3 separate regions of the Homo sapiens genome follow, and regions 1 and 3 are each linked to region 2. A link is a contact called in ENCODE Hi-C data. All regions are on one chromosome and are shown on one strand. Each heading gives the region's core, a stretch centred on a gene start or an enhancer-like site at or near the end of the contact. The rest is flanking DNA. Distances are from core to core; before and after follow the strand shown. Region 1 has its middle 160 kb from the start of TRIM33. Region 2 holds the start of PPM1J-DT (PPM1J divergent transcript). Region 3 holds the start of BCAS2 (BCAS2 pre-mRNA processing factor).

Region 1 (4,513 bases), core at 1,431-3,930, 1.6 Mb before region 2:
GTGCCACCAAAAATCTTAGGTTGTTGCAAGTCAGGACCGGGCAGCTTCAGAATGGTTGGACCCAGGGGCAGAGAGCAGGCACTGTTCCTACAGTTGGCAACACCTGTGGAATGGTGGCCACGAAGATCCCTGTTTGGCCAGGATTCCTGTGCTCAGGCTGTCTTTGTTCAGCCTGGTGGGGACACTCGGTGCCCAGCCCACAAGATGGGCCTCCCACTCAGGGCAGTTAGGCATGGCCTGAGGACACCCGAACGTTTCCCTCAGGAGCCTGGGAGCCTGCTGAAGACTGGCCAACAGGCCTCGTGTCTGCTCAACCCATCCTCCCACCTTGCCATGTGTCTGCCTCTGCCCAGCCCCCAGCCCTTCAGGCTCTGAGCCTCCTCCTTCAAGTCCGCCTTCATCCTGAGTTTTCAGGAGAGACACGTCTCAGGTGTAGGCACAGGGGAACCATCCCTGAAGGACAAAGAGAACCAAAGCAGTTTTGACAAAGAGCACTCAGGAAGCTGAGAGGAAAAACATTTGAGATGGCAGATGAAAGATGTTATGTGAATGCAACACATTAGAGTGGTTATGGTTGTCAGAAAAAAATAATAAATGAGCAAATTTGAAAGCCAACTGACTAAAGTCTTTGAACCACACCACATATACCAGTAAAATACAAATAATATTGGATCTTGAAATACGTACTCTTTCCTTTAGTGGGGAGTCTATTATTAGGTAGAGCTTCCCAGAAATTCCATAGGGTCTTCTCTAGTTCTTTAGTAAAAACACCATTTTGTAATTATTTGATAATTACAATGGATTCATTTATTATATTTCCAAGTCATCAGGTGTGGCATCTGGGGAGAAGTCAAACAAAGGAAGCTGGGAGCTCCCCCACGGTATGAGGCCCTGTGGAGAGAGGAGGCTAATGTAATATTAATAGAACTGGCAGAGCAGGGCAGAATCGGGAACGTATTCAGGGCCTGAGGCTGAGTGGCTGCCTGCAGACGCTGCTTTGGGGTTCCTAAGGCAGGTCATTCAAAGATGACATTCCCTTAAGAAATCATCAGACCACACCTCTCAGTTTGGGGCTTGGAGAATGCAGCTCCTGAGATGGGGTCTGCAGGTCATGATGGGGAGAGGAGTGGGATGGAGCTCAGGGCTGGTTTGGGTGGAAGCTCAGTGCCCAGGGGTTGCCCGTCCACGGCAATGCTCACACCCAACACAGCACATGATGCCTTCTTCTTGGCAATGGCCCTTCTGCTTTCTGTACAATCACAGTCCAGAAGCATTAGAGCTTCACGAAACCTCAGAGATATGGTCAGTCGCCTCCTCAGGGGAGGCACCCAGGGCTAGTGCCCTGCCTAGGGTTTCATAGGTGGTGGCAGGCCCAGGCCCAGAACATACATCTCCAGACGCTGGTCTGAAGTGCTTGCCATCAAGCCTAGTCCTACATCTGCTGGGACCCCAGTGCTGTGGGGAAGGGATCTGGTGCTGTGGGGAAGGGATCTGGTGCTGTGGGGAAGGGATCTGGTGCTGTCCGGAAGAGATCTGGTGCTGTCCATACCCATCCGCGTGTAAATGTTGTGTGGCTGGTACAGTTTAGTAAGGAAAGTGTCAAAGAAAGGCAGTGTGAATATTGGTCTGCGAGGTATCAGCGAGCCAGTAAGCAAAGAACTTGGGAGGTGCGTGCTCTCTCTCTCTCTGACACACACACACACACACACACACACACACACACACACACAGCAAATTTCGGGAGGCAAAAAGCTGTGGGATTGGAGTTGGAGAGCTCAATTTCTGTGAGATCTTAATGAGATGGTTCTGAGAATCTTCAAAAGCTAGACAATTACAAGACACTGGAATTAAAGTTTTGCAAATACCTGAGGGAGAATACTAGCTCAGGCCCTCAAAAGGTAATCACCTGTCCTGAGCAGCCAGGACCGGAGGGTCCTGGGCCAGAAGACCCTCAGGGCAAGGGGCCATTGCAAAGACGATCATGACCATGATTACCGTCATGATTGTTATCCTCGGAGAGGGGCTGCCTGCCACAGGGAATGTGCGATGGTTTCAATCTGAAAACAATCCCTGAGCTGCATGTTCAGGTAAACTCATGCTCTAGAAGCAAGGTGCTGTCGTGCAAGTTGCTGGCACAGCCTTCCGCAGCCTTCTTGCAATTCCGGGCTGCACCCGCGAGGGCTAGCGTCACGGTCCCTCTTCTGAGGCGCGCTGGCGCCCTCTAATGGACACTGCCGAACAGGACGCCACGGCGCTGCTGAGGCGCGATGGCTGCGAGGCCGCTAGGGGCGCTTGCAGGCGGCACAGACTGGTGGAGCCGAGTGACGCGGCCGCCAGAGGTTTGGGCCGATTTTGGAGACCGGTGATTAGGTTTCTTTCTGCCTGATTCAGTCCTGCTAAGTTAAAACGTGCAATAATCCCTTACTGCCAAGGCACACGTTTCTCTGTGTTTCAGGGGTATCAAAAGCATTTGCTAAACAAGTCAAACCCGTCGTTCTTTCGGTCTATTCTATCAGTGCCTGGAGAGGAATCTGGAAGAAGGAGGTGGAGAAGGAAGGAAGGGCGTGGAGGGTGAAGACGGCCCTGTGTTCCCCTGGGCTGGCCCGGCCCTCCTTTCCCAGAGCTTTTCCCCCTCTCGCCGTCACTCCCGGGGGCCCTGGGCCAGGAGGGAAGGGGGATGGAGGGGAGGATGGGATCCCAGGGGAGGGTCTGGGTGCGCGCCCCCACTGCAGGGCAGGTGACTTCGGAGGCGCTGGAGCCAGCGGAGCGCAGGCCTGTCATGCAAGCCGACCCTGCGGTGGGAGGAAAAGCGGTCTCTCGGGGGAAGGCTCCTGGCAGAGGCCTTTCCCTTGATCGGCTCACTTGGCTCTTCTGGCAATGCGGTGCCCTTCGCAGGCAACTTTCCAGGGGTCAGAATCACAGTACGCCAGCCCTGGTTTACTCCCCACAAGCGTCTCAGTCCATCACTCTGCTTTGTGTTGTGCTTGCTCTGAGGCCCAGGCTCATCCTGTACAGGCCTCATCCAGTAGCTCAACATCTGTCTCCATTCCCTCTCCCTGTCCTTTCCCCAGAACCTCCCACCAAGAACGCTGGTCTCCTATTGCTTTCACAATAGGTCTTGATGGCCCAGAAAACCCGAGCGCAACTCTATGGCATCCAAAAATGTGTTCCCCATTACTACAGGCAGGGGAGAGCTGGGTCTTTAAACACCCTGGAGGTGAGGGGCATACACGTGTGCCTTCCTGCCTTAGAGTAGGCGGAATCCTAAGACATTAAAGAAAAGAAAACAAGACAGCTGATTTCTGAATTAAGCCGGATTAAAATTCATACTAAGCTGTACTATTAATTTAAAAAGCTCTTATTTACGGTCTACTAGACACTGGGCACTTTAAATTCAATAAATTATCTCTCTCTCTTTTTTGTTTTTGTTTTTGTTTTTGTTTTTGAGTCGGAGTCTCACTCTGTTGCCCAGGCTGGAGTGCAGTGGCGCGATCTCGGCTCACTCAGCCTCCACCTCCTGGGTTCAAGCGATTTTCTTGCCTCAGCCTCCTGAGTAACTGAGATTATAAGCACGTGCCCCCATGCCCCATGGCTATTTTTTTTTTTTTTGTATTTTTTGTAGAGATGGGGTTTCGCCATGTTGCCCAGGCTGGTCTCTAACTCCTGACCTCAAGTGATCCACCCCCCTTGGCCTCCCAAAGTGCTGGGATTACGGTGTGAGCCACCACGCCCAGCCTAAATTTAATAAATTCTCACAACAAGCAAGTTAAGTACTGTTTTCTCTGTTTTCTACATGAGAAAACTGGTAATCAGAGAGGTTAAAGACTTGTGCAAAACTACACAGCTCTCGATGTCAGTTGAAATAGGTAGGTTATGCTGCCTTAATAAATAGCCCCCATATTCCAGTGGCTCATGTTAAACCAGTCGTGGTTTATTTCCTATAAACATTCCATGTGCCTCACTCTGCTCTGTGCTGTGCTTGCTTGGAGGCCCAGACTAATGGGGCCGCCAGTTGTGGGACATTGCTGGGTGCTGGGTCAGAGACCAGAGAGCTCTGGCGGGTCCCATCAGCAACTGCAGGCTCTGGCCCAAGGGGCAGGTGGGCTTGGCTCACAACTCCCTGCCTGAACAAGATTCTCTACCCTTTCAGCCTCATGGGAACCCAGAGATGCAACTCTACTAAGTGTCCAAGCAGAGACCCCCTGATGCTGGTGGTTAAATCCTTGGTGATTAAAGACGGGACAGAGGGTGGCTTCCCCTCCCTACCTCTGGGTCTCACTCGACTTCCCCTCCCTTCTCCTTTCCTCCCTTCCCCTTCCCGCCCATGTCTCTCCCATCTCTGCTTCTCTCTATATCATAAAACCATTCACAGTTTTCTCATGGGTTAACCCATGAGAAATACAAATAGATGCAAGTTCTCAGGGTGTATTCAATTCATTCTAAATATCACTAAATGAAACTGTCAGTGATGGAAACTACACTGGATAAAATTTGTCACTGAGTAAAACAGAAT
Region 2 (4,758 bases), core at 2,229-4,728:
GGCTCTGGGCACAGGGGAGCTCTGGGCCCGGCCCCGCCAGCTCTGCAGAACTCAGCCGGGTTTTTTCCAAGGTTCCTGCCGGCAGGCCGGGGAGCGCGCAGCCGCCGCCGCAACCGCCGCCTCGCCCCGGGCTACCCCCGCTCCTCCAGCCCCGCGTGGGCGCCGCCGCCTCCTTCGGGACAGTGCCAGGCGCTCGGCTGAACGGATGGGCACAGCCGAGACGCAGCGGCCCCTGGCGGCCGAGGGCAAGAGGAAGGGAGAGAGGACATCCGGCACCCGCAGGTTCAGTGAGGATGGACACCTCCGTGGTGGCAACTCAGAGGAGGTCCCTCAAAACCCTGAAGGTCTTGTGGCCCCCAGTGCCCTGGCTCAGGGGAGGTGGAGGTGCTGGGGGGAAAGGAGCTGGGAGTGAGGAGTGATTGACTAGACCCTCAGGGTTTTTGAGCTTTGAAGATTGCAGAACTGCATTGTCCAATACGGTAGCCACTAGTGGCATGTTGATATTTAAATTTAAATCTAAATTAATTAAATAAAACTTAAAATTCAGTTCCTCATTAGTAGGCACCATATTTCAAATGCTCAATAGCCACACGAAGATAGGGACTGCTGTATTGGACAGAGCAGATGTAGAACATTCCCGTCAGTGCACAAAGTTCTGTTCAGCAGCACTCTTCTAGAATGATATTTAGGAGGGAATAGTAAATATCTCTTCCTCTCCCAGGAGTGGTGCTCTCAGGGGCTGGGAGGGCTAGAGGAAGTATGAGGGTGTGGGCATTAGGCAGGAGGACAGTAGTAGGCTATGAATGGTCCCTATGGATGTTAAGTGTGAATACCAACATGGGAACCAAATTCTGAGACCTAGTTTCTTGTTTCTCTTTCTTTCTTCCTTCCTTCCTTCTCTTTCTTTCATTCTTTTTCTTTTCTTTTTTATTTATTTATTTTTTGGGGACAGGATCTCATCACTCTGTCACCCAGATCTTGGTTCATTGTAATCTCCACCTCCTGGGATCAAATGATCCTCCCATGTCAGCCACCTGAGTAGCTGGGACTATAGGGGTAGTCTGTAGTGCACTACCAAGCCAGGGTTAATTTTCTGTATTTTTTGTAGAGACAGGGTTTTGCTATGTTGCCCAGGCTGGTCTTGAACTCCTGGACTCAACTGATCCATCCACCATGGCCTCTCAAAGTGCTGGGATTACAGGTGTGAGCCACCACTCCTGGCCTGAGACCCAGTTTCTTTATCAGAAAAATTGTAATGTAATTAATTGCAACTGAATAATTCTTTACAGAGATCTGTTTTGGATGCGAATGTATTAGACAAATGAGAGGAAGTGGTGTTCTGTGAATTTGAAGGGACTTTCCTCTTAGTTTAAGAGGCCTTTGGGTTTAGGGTGATGTGAAGGGGAGAGACAAGGCAGAAGATGACCAGTTCTGGGCCCTGAGCCACCACTGTGGCCTGAGATAAAGGGGCCTGTCTTGAGGCTGTCCAGTCCCCCTCCTTGGTTCAAGCTTCACACTCCCCCAGCAGGGCCAGCCACTAAGCAGAGTCTCACTCTTCACAGAGAAAAACATCCCACAAGTCTGCTTCTTCATACCCCATCCCCTTTTCTCTCTCACTTTCCGCTGCCTCAGGGATGAGTAGAGGTGATGACCTCACCAGGTTCTGGGGCAGTCTGAGGATGGAGGAGGCATAATGGTGCCAGGAATAGGAGGTGAGAGGTTCAGGGAGGAGGAGCCTTAGGATTAGGCCATGGCTGGGGGCTGTTCTGGAGCCCCAGGGAGCTGTTATTCTCCCTGCTGATCATCTGGTGCTGGGGCTGGGGGGGTCTCTTGGCTTAGCTTTGCGGACAGCTTGCAGCCACACCATGGTGGGTGCTAGAAAGGGCAGGGAATAGGGAGCTGGGTGACACGAAGAAGTGGTAAGTAAACTGTCCCAGAAACACTGAATAATAAAAACAACCAGGAGTTATATTTGTTTCTTCAGTTGCTGGCTTGCTGCTGCTGTTATTTATCTGAGAGTTGGTTCCAGTTTTTCTCAAATAGCAGGGGAAAACCTATAGAAGCAGCCTGTTCTTTGTCCCCGTCTTCTTTTGCTGCTCTATTTGCCTTGGGGTCTGTTTTTTTTCTCTCCTGTGACTTCTTTTCCTCTGTCTCTCTCTGCCTAAAGCTCAGGTGTAACAAAGCAGGCATAGTAAGTCTACCAACCTGAAGGACCACTGTGGGATCTTTATTTGGAAGCTGCCAAGAAAGTCATCCCTTCTGGGGACACAGTTTAGCCTGGGGAACAAAGTGGTATGTGGTCAGGAAGCACCTGGCCGACAGAGCCCAGAAAAGTTCCAGCCGTGAACTGGGTGCCGTAGTCCCTGATGGCTACTTCCAACTTGCTTGAGGGCCACAACGGCGTTGTCCCCATTTGAGATGTGTGGATGGGTGGTGTCTGTGGATACCTAGCGATCAACTTTCTGATAGGAGGTTTAGAGACAGAGCTCTTGTGGCATCAGGTCAGTACCACCCTCTCCCAGAGGGGAGAAGTTAGGAAGAACGGGCAGCCAACCAGGCATTGGGCTCTGTCCTGGTCTTCCAGTGAGTGTGCTTTTACTCTTCTTAGGCAAGGGCTTAGCCTGGCCTCTGTCTCCCCCTGGCGGTAGACACAGAACTTGCTCAGCATTCCCGGACTGCTCTCAGCCCTGGCCCTAAGAGAAGGATGGGAGGGGAGGAACCCCCACTCCTCTCTCTGCCATTGATCTCCTTTCTAGCCCTTCCTCCCTGATCCGGAGAAGTAAGCTTGGTTCTTAAGACAGAGCAGGTTTGAATGTCAGGAGGCCGACATAGGTGTGAATCTTTCACTTGACCGTGTGACCTCCTGGGGCAAGTCACGGTAAAATGACAGGAAGCGTCCCGTCCTGCCTCATCCGTGAAACTGACAGAAAAAAAACCATCTTGAAGGATTGGTGTGCAGTATAAATAACCTAATACTGTATGGAACGTGCTTTGTAAAGGGTCTAGTATGCAGTACTTCTTCAATAAATAGTATTTGTTATGTTGTTATTATCCTATTAATAGCTTGTCCTGCTGTGGTCAGGGAAGGTCTGCATTGTGGGAAAGACCTGGGTTCTGAGAGAGAAAGGAGGGTGGGAGTAGCAACCGCTCTCCCAGATCTAGAGGTGGTCTTCACGGGGAACAGCGCATCAGGAGCCCAGGAATCTACCCCGGCTCCTGATTCCGGGGTGGTCGGCTGCAGCCTGCGTCATTAATCCCGCAACCCCACCCGGTACCAGCTTGCCCGCTCTCGCTCCAGCAGCCCCATCCAGAGGTGGTGTCACACCTGGCGCCTCATACCCAGCGGCTCCCAAGCGCCTGTTTTGCTCTGAGGTCATTAGCTCCATGGCTCTCTGGGCTGGCTGGCCACACCGAACCGAGAGCGAGGAGACCGCACCCCCTTGTCCCTCAGCCCCCGTCACAATGGAGACATTCTAGCTGTGTCTAATCTAGCGCACGGCTGAAATAAGGTTTCCTTCTCTCCGCCCCCTTCCCACAGCAACAGAACCTACCCCTAAGAAACGGAGGCGGGGCCAAGCCGGAATGGGGCGGGGCAGAGGCCGGGGACCCGTGGGCCGGTTCCTGGGGTGGCCCAGAGCAAGGGCAAGTTTCGCCCGGGACCCGCCCAGCTGGCCGGGAGCCAGTAGCAGGGAAGGGCCGGCTGGCGCGAGCACCGCCCACGCGGAGCCATGGGGGCGGGGCCTGGGCGGGGGCGGGGCCGCGGCCGAGGGCGGGGCAGGGAGGCAGCATGCTAAACCGGGTGCGCTCGGCCGTGGCGCACCTGGTGAGCTCCGGGGGCGCTCCGCCTCCGCGCCCCAAATCCCCGGACCTGCCCAACGCCGCCTCGGCGCCGCCCGCCGCCGCTCCAGAAGCGCCCAGGAGCCCTCCCGCGAAGGCTGGGAGCGGGAGCGCGACGCCCGCGAAGGCTGTTGAGGCTCGAGCGAGCTTCTCCAGACCGACCTTTCTGCAGCTGAGCCCCGGGGGGCTGCGACGCGCCGATGACCACGCGGGCCGGGCTGTGCAAAGCCCCCCGGACACGGGCCGCCGCCTGCCCTGGAGCACAGGCTACGCCGAGTGAGCGCCCCCTGGGGCACCCAAACCAGGATGGGGCTCCCACCCCTCTCCCCAGCTCCGCATCCCCGGCGCTAGGACGCGTTCCCCACGCCGCGTCCGGGCCAGGAGCTCCCTTTTCCGTGGACCTTTGCTATCCTCTGGTCTTCGGGCCGCACCCCCTCCCAACCCATTTTCCAGTGGGGGGCAGCCTGTGTCACCTTCTTCACGTCCTTCCCGCTCATTGACTGCCCTCGCCCACGCCGCCTCAGGACCCTGTTCTGCCCCAGAGCCCGGAGGGCGGAGAGCCCGGCGAAGGATGAGTTGGCCAGTTCCCCGTCGCGGCCCGGCAGCTTAAAGGCTAAGGGAAAAGGGGTTTCACGAAGGAGCGGGGTTCTTTTTAATAGGGGACATAGCGGTTGGGAAGACTCGCTCACCCGCTTCCCGGCTCCAGCGCCCCAGTTCCCTGTCCCTCTTACCGTAGTTCCCCTCCCCCTCCACACCCAGAAATAGCCCGCGACACCAGGAGGCCGCCAGCTTCCCCAGGAGCGGGGAGGGGGACGCCCGGGGTAGAGGAGGGTCCCATTTAGATGCCCTTCAGCCTGCCAACTCGTGCTGGCCTGGCAAAGAAGCGGACCCCCTGCCCGGAGCGGCCGGCTGGCCCCCGGG
Region 3 (4,504 bases), core at 1,200-3,699, 1.9 Mb before region 2:
GATAAGGAACTTTATAGGTGCCTAGATGAGACTCTTTTTATTCCCCTAGAAATGTTGAAATTTTTGCTCTAATTAAATTAGACTCAAAATATGAACATTCCTTGAACATATACCACTTAGTCATCCAGACCTTTAATATCTAAAGTAGTAGTAGTAGTGATTGGAAAGAGAAAGTTTTCAGTGATGGTGCAGTGTTTTTTTTGTGTGTGTATGTGTGTGTGTGTGTGTTTTGTTTCGGTTTTTTTTTTTTTTTTTTGAGATGGAGTTTCGCTCTTTTTGCCCAGGCTGGAGTGCAATGGTGTGATCTCGGCTCACTGCAACCTCCGCCTCCCGGCTTCAAGCAATTCTCCTGCCTCAGCCTCCTGAGTAGCTGGAATTATAGGCACCCGCCACCACACCTGGCTAATTTTGTACTTTTAGTGGAGACGGGGGTTTCACCATGTTGGCCAGGCTGGTCTCGAACTCCTGACCTCAGGTGATCCACCCACCTTGGCCTCCCAAAGTGCTGGGATTACAGGCATGAGTCACTGCACCCGGCCTGTGTGTGTGTGTGTGTGTGTGTGTGTGTGTTTTCAAACTCATGGGCAAATTCAAGTTCAGATGGTGCACTTTTCATTGATTAATGTTATAGCAAATGTCAGTTTGTTTTCTTCAGTTTCTGCTGATGGTTTTAACTGGCACAGAAAGTATTTATTCAACCTTACAAAACTGTGTAAGTTGTATTGTGATACAGTTTATTGACTTGTACAGTATTGTCATTACAACCCATTCAGGTATGCATGAATCTGAAGCAGAACACCATTTAAGACTGGTGCTGTATAATATAATTCCTACAGATGTGGGTCCAGGGAATAGAACTGAGCCTGTCTTTTTTTTAATGTTAAGCAGGTTACCCCCAGTGGGGCTTCTACTAGACATCTCTCCATTTGGTCTCTTCTTACACTCCAACCCAGCAGGAACAGTTAATAATTGGATGTTTATAAAATGGGGGTAAAAGGGTTTACTGTGATGGATCCTGGCTATCCCTCTAGGAGGAGACCTTTGCTTCAGCAATGGTGTCTTCATCCTCGCAGCCTGAAGCTGCTTCATTTCCTTAGGTCTGTTGTGTTTTCTGTAAAGTGTTAGGAATTCTGGATATTTTTGTAAAAGAATCAAGATTTGTATAAAATGTTGTTTACAGATCTTTTAATGAATAAATACATAAACCCCCCACAGATCCCTTGGAGAATTCTTTAAGATCTTTTATGTCACTTAAATCTATAGCTAGCACATTTACCTAATGGTACTTCGGTAATAAGAATTAGTCTTAGACTGACCAGGCTTAATAACGGAGGTCAACATTTCCAGGCTCTTGGCAGACAAAGGCTGGGTCTAGACTGCACACTGGGCAGGGCATATAGTCTGACAACTTTATTTGGTTTTTACCTGCTTAATCAAAGGGAGGCTGCTTAGTCCAGGAGCCATGCAGAAGAGAGTGCATGGGCAGCAGCTTGAGTGGTTCGGAGGCAGTGAGGAATGCCATTCTATTACCGTTAAGTCCTAAAGGCAAAATGACAGGATTTTTAAGGAACTGAGGTTCCTTTTGATACGCAGACCATAAAGCTTCACAATTTTAATTGGAGACTGGCGCCCAATTCTAGAGTCTCTTTAAAAAATGTACTTACCCAATGCAAAGGTTTTAAGGGCACCGAGGGGGAAGGATAGTTGGGGTACAGCAAGGAAGTAAAAGAGGAATGACCCGGGGTGCAGTGGCTCACGCCTGTATTCCCCACATTTTGGGAGGCCAGGAGTTCGAGGCTAGGCTTGGCAACATAGAAAGGCTCCATCTCTACAAAAAAAATTAAAAATTAGCCAGGCATGGTGGTGTGCACCTCTAGGCCCAGCTACTCGGGAGGCTGAGGTGGAAGGATCGCTTGGGCCCGGGGGGTTGAGGCTGCAGTGAGCTATGATCACGCCACTGCACTCCAACCTGGGCAGCAGAACAAAGACCCTGTGTCTACAATAAAAAAGGAAAAAAGTCTCGCACAGAGGAAGAGAAGATTAAGGGGAGAAGGTGGGAGTAAGCAGAGGTGGGAAACCAGTTTATCTCTCCCCGCCAAATGCTGCAGCCAGTTCCCTCCAAAAGTGTTAAGGGGCTCCCTTTCCAGATATCAATGTTTTGGAGGAAACGAAAAGCCCCAACTTCAAATCGCCGCCATTCGCAGGCAAAAAAAGGGGCAGTAAGCAGAGGACAGGAAATTGAGGCCTTTCGCTGACGCAGACAAGCCAAGACGTTACGTCACGTCCGCCCAAAACAAACCAGCCCGGCAATTTCTAGATACCGGGCGGACCCGCCTTCAAAATTAGCAACTGAGCATGCACTAACGTCAATACGGAGGGAACGTGATTACATCAGTGTCAGGCGCCGGCGTAATTAAATATAACTGAGTTTACGCAGACGCAGAAAACGCAGGCAAACCTGAGGTCCTCAGAATGGCGGGCACAGGTTTGGTGGCTGGAGAGGTTGTGGTGGATGCGCTGCCGTATTTTGATCAAGGTTATGAAGCCCCTGGTGTGCGGGAAGCGGTGAGTGCGGGGTGTCTTTGTAGCTGACTCACTGCTAGCTGGCTCGGTACTGAAAGAAACATGTTACAATTTGCCACTTCTACCCTGGTCCCTATTCTCTTTCTTAGGCTGCAGCGCTGGTGGAGGAGGAAACTCGCAGATACCGACCTACTAAGAACTACCTGAGCTACCTGACAGCCCCGGATTATTCTGCCTTTGAAGTAAGTATGTCTTGAGCCTAGGTGTGAACGAGAATTCCTGTGAACCTTTATTTTGGATTGAGAGCTTTAAATTCCAGTTTTAACCATTGCCTGCATAGCTACTACTTACCTACTGTATAGGTGTCAGTCTATTGAAAACAACTAGATAGATAAGTCTTCTCCGAGGTTCTTATTCTAAGATCCATAGGAAGACTTTCTGGGGCTCCACAACTCACTTAATGCAAAAATTTGTGGCTACCATTCTTTGAGATAGGATCCATGCGTAAATTCTCAAAGGGACCCTCTCCTGCCAAGATTCACTCTACAGCAAGTGATCTAGGGTTTTTTAATATGTATAAGCCTAATTACCTAAGCTCTTTAGAACCACTGGAGAGTGGCATATTAAAGTCTAGTTATTTACCAAATGTATGTGATACGACTGAAAGGACAAACCATATCCAAGTGTATACTACTTTTTTCTCAGCCTTCTCCTTTTTTCTGTAATCTATCCGATGTTTTTATTAACACATTTCTGATTAATGTAGGCAATAATTTTCACTGATATGAATACTTTACAAGTGCTAGGTGCCATTCTAGATTCTGAGATCATAGAGATATATGGGGTTTCTTTTTTAATATATTTTGTTTTCTTTTAATTTTTCTTTTCTTTATTTAAGACAAACATCCTCTCCAAAAAAGATAGGGTTTCTGAATACAGAAAAATACAATACAGTGAGGAGCTAGATATATAAAACAAAAAGTTTACAATAGTATGTATAAATGTGTAATAATATGTAAAGGACCTATAGCGGAGGGTATGTATAAGGACAAGAGGATTAGAGAAGGGAGTGTCCATGATTGCCTAAGGAGTCAGATGCTGTTCTACTCCACACATTGAGTATGATACTATTTTAAATGTATAACCTTGAAGTACACCCAGGATTCTAGTTAGGGTCTAGTTAGCTAAATGAAATGTAAGATATCATTTCTAAATTATTGGATTCAAGTATTTCAGTATGTACAGCTTGGAGGATTTTTTCCCATTATACCTAATCGTTTATTTATGAAAGGATTGTATTATTAAAAGGCAGTATTTAGCTGGGTGTGGTGGCTCACACCTGTAATCCCAGCACTTTAGGAGGCTGAGGTGTGAGGATCACTTGAGACCAGCCTGGGCAACATAGTGAGACCCTTTCTCTACAAAAGAAAAATTAAAAAGTTAGCCAGGCATGATGGCATGCACCTGTAGCCCCAGCTACTCAGGAGGCCAAGGTGGGAGGATCACTTGAGCCTGGGAGTTCAAGACTGCTACAGTGAGCCATGATAATGCCATTGCACTCCAGCCTGGCAATAGAGTGAGACCCTGTCTCAAAGGGAAAAAAAAAAAAAAAGATATTATTTACATTAAAGTAACATGAAAAAATTGTTAGTTAAGTTTGTTGTTGTTTTTGTTTGAGACGGAGTCTCATTACGTCACCCAGGCTGGAGTGCAGTGGTGCCATCTCTGCTCACTGCAACCTCCACCTTCCGGGCTCAAGTGATTCTCCTGCCTCAGCCTCCCGAGTAGCTGGGATTGCAGGTGCCTGCCACCATGCCTGGGTAATTTTTGTATTTTCAGTAGAGACGGGATTTTACCATGTTGGCCAGGCTGGTCTTGAACTCCTGGCCTCAAGTGATCCACCCACCTCAGCCTCCCAAAGTGTTGGGATACAGGTGTAAGCCACCATGCCCAGCCTTGGCTGAGTTTTAAGTAGAAGACG

What was found. A loop is a pair of places that touch in the nucleus more often than their neighbours do. Pooled maps may share reads with other maps.
Region 1: a loop to region 2 is called in a map of B cell, with 7 times the contacts of the local background. The contact joins the enhancer-like site here to the promoter of PPM1J-DT in region 2. A Hi-C loop is called at or near these places in 2 of 168 maps with a recorded cell type or tissue (B cell and naive thymus-derived CD4-positive, alpha-beta T cell) and 7 of 50 pooled maps.
Region 3: a pooled map shows a loop between it and region 2 (6-fold over the local background). The contact joins the promoter of BCAS2 here to the promoter of PPM1J-DT in region 2. A Hi-C loop is called at or near these places in 9 of 50 pooled maps.

What each region holds. Positions count from the first base shown.
Region 1 is chr1:114,344,423-114,348,935 of GRCh38, reverse strand. No RefSeq gene overlaps it. Among named protein-coding and RNA genes, the nearest start is that of TRIM33, 160 kb to the left of the region's middle. RefSeq lists enhancers at 1-225, 2,790-3,290. Within about 2 kb of position 2,680, at least 21 of the 41 ENCODE cell types and tissues checked have a DNase peak (open chromatin) inside an H3K27ac peak, as active enhancers do.
Region 2 is chr1:112,714,331-112,719,088 of GRCh38, reverse strand. It overlaps PPM1J-DT (PPM1J divergent transcript), which reads right to left and starts at 3,478. Exons shown (of 2, transcript XR_947714.4): 1 at 3,326-3,478; 2 at 1,293-2,638. It overlaps PPM1J (protein phosphatase, Mg2+/Mn2+ dependent 1J), which reads left to right and starts at 3,757. Exons shown (of 10, transcript NM_005167.7): 1 at 3,757-4,113. The coding sequence starts at 3,788. It overlaps TAFA3 (TAFA chemokine like family member 3), which reads right to left and starts at 184. Exons shown (of 6, transcript NM_182759.3): 1 at 1-184. RefSeq lists silencers at 75-124, 3,417-4,206 and enhancers at 3,408-3,702, 4,667-4,726.
Region 3 is chr1:114,579,560-114,584,063 of GRCh38, reverse strand. BCAS2 (BCAS2 pre-mRNA processing factor) reads left to right here and starts at 2,449. Exons shown (of 7, transcript NM_005872.3): 1 at 2,449-2,565; 2 at 2,673-2,765. The coding sequence starts at 2,473. It overlaps DENND2C (DENN domain containing 2C), which reads left to right. Exons shown (of 21, transcript NM_001256404.2): 21 at 1-1,214. LOC105378914 (a long non-coding RNA gene) reads right to left here and starts at 2,221. Exons shown (of 3, transcript XR_947719.4): 1 at 1,665-2,221; 2 at 1,426-1,539.